2 separate regions of the Homo sapiens genome follow, and region 1 is linked to region 2. Evidence: chromatin contacts called from ENCODE POLR2A ChIA-PET data. All regions are on one chromosome and are shown on one strand. Each heading gives the region's core, a stretch centred on a gene start or an enhancer-like site at or near the end of the contact. The rest is flanking DNA. Distances are from core to core; before and after follow the strand shown. Region 1 overlaps LPP (LIM domain containing preferred translocation partner in lipoma). Region 2 overlaps LOC105374264 (a long non-coding RNA gene).

Region 1 (3,359 bases), core at 342-2,841, 580 kb before region 2:
TTCTATGCCAGCAGAAGATGGGAGAAGGAGGTAAAGATATGTAAAGGTCATTCTGCCTGACTCCTCCATTCACAGTCAGAATAAACAAAGGACTGGAATCAAACCCCAAAGGTCAAACTGCACCACTGTGTGATGATACTAATTAAGATAACCTATGGTAAAATTGGTACCAGCAGTAAGTTTCAGGAAAAATCTTGTGACTTTAATGTGACCATGAATTGACATCTAAGGGAAAGAGTAGCATAATTTTTACTTAATGTTTTGTCAGCAAGCATGCAAGAATGTCAGATGTAAATAACCGAAGCAGCATATTTACATCTGGTTTCCTATATTTAAAAAGCTGATGTGAAATCCTAGACTGCATGTCTCTTCTCTATCAATCATGAAGGACTACAAAAAAATCCTAGAAGGAAATGCTACTGCTTTGTAAGATCATTTATTAATGATAACATTCAGTAAGTGCTTACTAAGTGCTAGTCACTACTAAAAAAAAACTTTAAATATAATACTTAACCTTGACAACAACCTAGGAAGTAGAAATGGTTATTATTCTCTTTTTTACGAAAGAGGACACTGAAAATCAGCAAAGTTCACTAACTTTTCTAAGATCACACACAGTTAGCATTTACCAAACATACTAAACAGCTGTCATTCATCTGGCACTGTGCTAGGAGACCAGGAAGGTTGGGGAAGGTGAAAGGTAGAAAGGAAGACATTTCTGATCCAGAGATGTGTCACACACTGGTTTTAACCAAAGAACTTGCAGAGAAGCTAGGACATGAACAAAAATTTTGATAATCCAAGGTACAAAAATTTAAGTACCACGAGAATGCACAGTTAAGTTCCATCTCCATGTTTATGTGTATGAGTGAGGGTGGGGGCATAGATGAGATAAATTCCAGACAAAACAAATTACAGAATTAAGTGGAATAATCCTATCCTGCACAACTTTAGACATGTCGGTTACAGATTGATTCCTTTAGGACAGGCCCACAGCCTATGTATTCTCTGAACTTGTTTTCCCTGTGGTTAACTTGGTAATATAGTGAACAATAACTAGGATAGAAGGTTCCCAAGGGCAGCTACCATGTCTGTACTGCATCCTCAGTGCCTATGATGGTATCTACTACACAGCAGTGCTAAGACATACGGAGTTATATGTTGAACAAGTTAAAATATTCATTACTTAATTAAACATTGAGCAAAATAATGAATACAGAAACATAAAGCCAGGTATAAAAGAAGTATAGACTCCACTGGACTTCATGAACTGTCCCCAGGTTTAACTTTGCAAATCTGAGTGCCAAGGGACTTTTGTTAGACAGCAAGTGGGATTTCTCTTGAGTGAGACTACACTAGTTACCTAACTGGTCAATTATCTCGAGACTACCAAGGAGCAAAACATGAAGGTTTGTTTTACTCTCTGCCAAGGCAGGAAGCACACAGCGAAATACAAAAGCTGTATTTTCTAGAACTCTCTTGAGAGCTGTAAAGTAACTCATTTGCAGAAGTCGCTGATTTTGTACATGGGGACTGGTTGGTGAGATTGAGGAAGCGAATGATGGTTGACTTCCTGGAGTGAGTCACGGCTGTAACCCCCTTTAACATTATTAATAGAACAGAGGGAAAATTTCCAGGAAACACCAATTACCACAACAACCAAAATAGAAAAGGTGGCTGGTGACTTAATCACCAAACTTTAGGGGAGACTACTCCCCTTTCTTTATCAGAAAATGACAATAATAAATCAAACTAATACATTTTGAAACTAGTGTACCTGCATGTTTTAACAATTTGCAGAGTTCTTTAATCCTATACTAAGATTTTGCTCTAGCAGAATGACCATACATACTCTGCACTAACTACAGTTGAGCCAAAGTTTTGAAAACATGATTAGACCTCCAAGAAATAGACATATGCATTCAATGATTCATTTAGCCATTATTCCTTGTTTTAAACTTTAAATCAATAGGTATTTAATGGGAACCTGCTATGTACCAGAATCTTATTCTCTAAGAAACAAAGAATTAAATAAATGAGGTAACAACTATAATAAGTGTCCTATCCTCTGCTCACCATCGTAATTCTCTTCACGTGGTTTTTACGTTATAGTGACATTAAGGCTAAGAGATTAGTTCTGTTCTATAGCCTCAGGAAGTGTAAAAAACCTTAGGTCTGCCTAATAAGTTCAAAAACCTATGAGATTCTAGTCCTGTTCTGCAGGTATGCCATGCCTGCCTCCATAGTTTAATCACCTCATAAATGGGAAGAACAGTGTAGTTACTACACGTGTAAGTAAGCTCTGGGGCCAGGTTGCCTGGGTAGTACTACTTAATATGGGACTCAAAGCAAGTTATTTCACTGGTTGGGGCCTCAGTTTCCTCATCCAGAAAATGGATATTAATAATAGCACTACCTCATAATATTATGAGGATTAAATGAGACTGTGTGTGTGTGTGTGTGTGTGTGTGTGTGTGTGTGTGTGTGTGTGTAATGCATGGAATAGTGTCTGGAACACAACACCTTAAAATGTTTTACTAGTATTCTCATTATAATTACCACAGCTACTCTAAGATTGGGCTTTTTCATTAGTCACAGGAATATAATCAGTTCCTCAGTTACACAGCTATGACTGGTCATACATTCTAACCAACCTGTCTGTTTGGTCAGTTATGATCCATCACCATGCTTAGCCATCCTGACTGCAATGAAACGACATGATCCAGTCCAAAAGGATATTATATCCAGGCAGTCTAGTTGGGCCACAACTGATTTATCTCCATTGCCTATTTAAATTCAGTGAGTGTGGCCAAGAAAAATAGCCTGTCCATCCTGTCCCTACCCACCTTATACAAATAAATATCTTCCAACTTAACCAGTTACAAATGTCCTTTTGGCCCCCAAGTGCTTCGGCAAAGCTATCACACTTACTGCAGAATGGAATTTAATTAAAGGGATACATAGTAAATACCAATTCATAGAAGCTAGTAATAGCATGCTCCCAATTTCTTCAACATGTCTAGCTTCTCAAAAAGCTATACCCATGAAGACCTTCATTATGTTCTCTAACATAAAAACACTTAAAGCAGTGAAATAACACAAACGACCAGTAATATGGCAATAGTTCAATAAATTCTGGGATGCTTACTTCAAGAACTATAATGCCATTGCTAAATATGATGGTGGGGAATTCTTATTCTGTAGTATTAAGTGAAAAAAATGCAAAATTATGTCTATCTTTAGTTACATATTATGAAAACTATAAACATATATTGGCAAAGACTAAAAGAGTACAGAGAAAATGGAGTTGATGTGTTAGAGAGACAGAATTGTAGGTTTGTTTTTTAAACAAATTTGCT
Region 2 (3,433 bases), core at 912-3,411:
TTATCAGCTTAAGGAGATTTTGGGCTGAGACAATGGGGTTTTCAAATAGACATTCATGTCATCTGGAAACAGAGAGCATTTGACTTCCTCTCTTCCCATTTGAATACCCTTTATTTCTTTCTCTTGCCTGGTTGCCCTGGACAGAACTTCCAATACTATGCTGAATAGGAGTGGTGAGGGAGGGCATCCTTGTCTTCTGCCGGTTTTCAAAGGGAATGCTTCCAGCTTTTGCCATTCAGTATGATATTGGCTGTGGCTGTGTCATAAATAGCTCTTATTGCATTGAGATAAATTTTGACTTAGTGATCTCCTCATTCACTAAGTCATTTCTCAACAGAATCTTTTCTACTAGTTATCATCATTATCTTAACTATTATATTTGTCACACCTAAATTTATACTTGATTCCTTTTTTTTTTTTTTTTTGAAATGGAGTCTCACTCTGAGACCCAGGCTGGAGTGCAGTGGCACGATCTCGGCTCACTGCAACCTCTGCCTCCCAGGTTCAAGCAATTCCCTTGCCTCAGCCTCCCAAGTAGCTGGGATTACAGGTGCACACCAACATGCCCAGCTAATTTTTGTATTTTTAGTAGACACAGGGTTTCACCATGTGGGTCAGGCTGGTCTCGAACTCCTACCTCAGGTGATCCACCAGCCTCAGCCTCCCAAAGTGCTGGGATTACAGGCGTGAGCCACCACGCCCGGCCTATACTTGATTCTTTTTATGATTTCTTGTTTTCATTTCATATTGCTAATATTATACCTTATTTAAAAATATGCATACATAAATTTTTAATCTGTCCATTCTAATACCTCTGGTTTCTATGGAATCTATAATTCAAGTTGTTGGTTTTCCTTTTTCTTTCTTTTTTAAAAAAATTAGTGCTTCTCTTTAGATCCAGCTTCCATTTCTTTAGGGTATAGATTATTCTGTCCAGCAATGCCAATGACTGAAGGGTTGAAGGTCAAACTTCCGTCTGCACTGACCTGCCTTGATGAGTTTGAGATGGGGATAGAGCGAAGCATGCACCTAGAGTGGTGGGTTTCAGGCATCAGGAAACCAGAGTATATCACTCCTCATCCACCACACAGCTCCTCAGATGTATTCTTTACTTTAGAAAGAACTAGCATCCGGGAAAGGCGATGGTAATCCACCAGCCCTGGCGGTTTAGAGGGAGAGAGTTGGGCAGTGACCACCTGTGGCCCATCCATCATTGTCTATTTTTTTTCTCACTCCCACCCAGGCACAGGGCTTCCACACTACCCTAGTTTTACATCCCAGGAGCACTTGTTCAAGAGTTCTAAGCTCGTGCCGTGTCTGTCCCAAAACAGTGAGAGTGAGAGGGAGGAGAAATGAAGTCTAAGAAGCAACAGCTTTTATTTCATCCTTCTACAGCAGCCTGGATACCTTTTGCTTTAGGCTAAGACCTTTCCAGATACACATACTTGACAGTTAAAAAGAGTTTCTGTCTCCCCAGGGGTTCCTCATAGCTCTCTCTACCTCTCAGTGTTTTTCTCTATAGTTCCCTAGAGCTGCTAAGTCAGCTATTTCAGCATCTTCTTTGGAATTCCACTTGACTTTTCCTTCTTACAGGCTACATGCTGTCTTTCCCCATCTGCCTTCCTTTAAAACATAGGTATCCCTGGGATGGCAGCACGCTGAGTGCCGCTGTCAGCAGGTGCACTGGGTCAGCTCTCCTTATGAACTGGAAGAGGGATGAGTGCCTAGGGTAAATGGAAGGAGAACTGACCAGAAGTTAGGATGGGGCTTGTGTCTCATTCAGTCCCAGACTTGCTGGGTGGCTTTAGACAAGTCGCTTCACTTCCCTAAGCCTCAATATTCTCTTCTGAAAAGTCAAGTGAATAATAACACCCACCTCATTGGGCTGATGAAAGATTCAGATGAGAAATTGGATGTGAAAGGACTTTGAAACTGTAACATGAGGTGATTTTATTGATCATCTGGAGGCAGGGAAAGAAGCCTTGGGGTAGGTGAAAATTCACTTTGCCAACCTCAAAATTGCACTAAGTGTTGGCCCTGTTAAAAAAGCCTGATGCAACTGAACATTCCCTTAATATAGAGAATGACGAATCTGTATTTGTTGCCAGAGTTGTCACATTCTTCCAAGAGTGCAGACTTTTATGGGCCCCTGGAAGCTCCGCCGGGGTCTATTTCTGAGGATGGGAACATTGTGCTTCGTTGGCAGGCTTCTTAAACCAAGGCCTCTTGTGGTCATTGAAGAATCTGGGTCTGCCTTTTCAATGTTGGGGTCAAGGTATTAGATCCAGTCAGCCAATGTTCGCTGATTTGGATTCACAGCTTCTGCTAAACTTGGTGCATTTTGCTTCTTTGTTTGATGGGGGTCTTTTTCTAGTCTTGTTAGATGACTGAGAAGTGGGAAAATAGAATGGAGCTGGTCCAAATCAAAGACAAGTAGCAGAGGTGGAAATGAATAAGAATAATGTGTTCTCTGGGAATTTATACAAGGACAAGGCTAATGAGACTTTGTTTTCAATTACTTAAAATGTAGTTTGTCATTGAAAAGATGATGTAATGTCTTTAAAACAGAAAACAAGCCAGAATCCCACACCATATCCAACTATTTGTATTTTTGCACATTCTTATCTATTTCTTGTCTTTTCATCATGCATGCATAATGTATATTTCATTTTATGGCCTGAATTTTTTTCACTTAACATTACATAATAAGCATTTTCCTTTTAAAGTTTGCATTTTCATGACTAGCTAATATAATTTTTGATGCTGTTTTATAATTAATAATGCCATTCCCTTACTTGAGACCTTGGAGTTGTCTTTAACTTTTTGTTTATTTGCTTGCTTTTTTGCTATTGTAGTGTCATGAACATCTTTGTACATTTTGCTTTTTGCTGTTATTGAGTTATTACCTTTGCATAAATTCCAAAATTCCTAACAGTGACATGGCTGGGAAATTATGTCTAGGCATCTTTATGACTCTTGTATTCTATTTTCAAAAAACAAAAAAAAAACATCTTTCAAGCATTCACTGTTTGCTCAAAGATTTTTCTACTTTAATATGTAAGTGTTTCAAATTTGTTTTCTTTTGTACTTTACTGTTTAACAGCAAAGTTTAATGCTTTCCATGTGTTTTGGGTTTCTTTAAATCATATTATTAAAATTAAAAAATATTCTGCCATATGTTTTCAGAATTTTTTGAAAACACCCAAGAAAATATCCCAAAAAATATTTCCTAAGGAGTTCACATTTCCAAATTAATCAGCTATAAGTGCTTTGTGGCCACAAAGCAAACAGAAGTGTCAAGCTAATTTGTCTTTCATTTATCTCATTAAGTGACTCTCATGTGTAATTCAAGTCCTGTCAGCAGTGTTTTAAGGAATATTGAAAAAAGACAGGGACATTACCCCCCAAAAGTTTCCATTCCAGTAAAGTTATT

The links. ChIA-PET counts read pairs that join two places held with the same protein, here RNA polymerase II (POLR2A).
Region 1: POLR2A ChIA-PET joins it to region 2 with 10 read pairs in AG04450. The contact joins two enhancer-like sites. POLR2A ChIA-PET finds 5 or more read pairs at or near these places in 2 of 52 experiments (AG04450 and activated CD8-positive, alpha-beta memory T cell).

What each region holds. Positions count from the first base shown.
Region 1 is chr3:188,437,488-188,440,846 of GRCh38, reverse strand. The region is part of intron 4 of LPP (LIM domain containing preferred translocation partner in lipoma); the gene reads right to left. Among named protein-coding and RNA genes, the nearest start is that of LPP-AS1, 130 kb to the left of the region's middle. Within about 2 kb of position 1,591, at least 9 of the 41 ENCODE cell types and tissues checked have a DNase peak (open chromatin) inside an H3K27ac peak, as active enhancers do.
Region 2 is chr3:187,857,004-187,860,436 of GRCh38, reverse strand. All of the region lies in intron 2 of LOC105374264 (a long non-coding RNA gene), which reads left to right. Among named protein-coding and RNA genes, the nearest start is that of BCL6, 110 kb to the right of the region's middle. Within about 2 kb of position 2,161, at least 4 of the 41 ENCODE cell types and tissues checked have a DNase peak (open chromatin) inside an H3K27ac peak, as active enhancers do.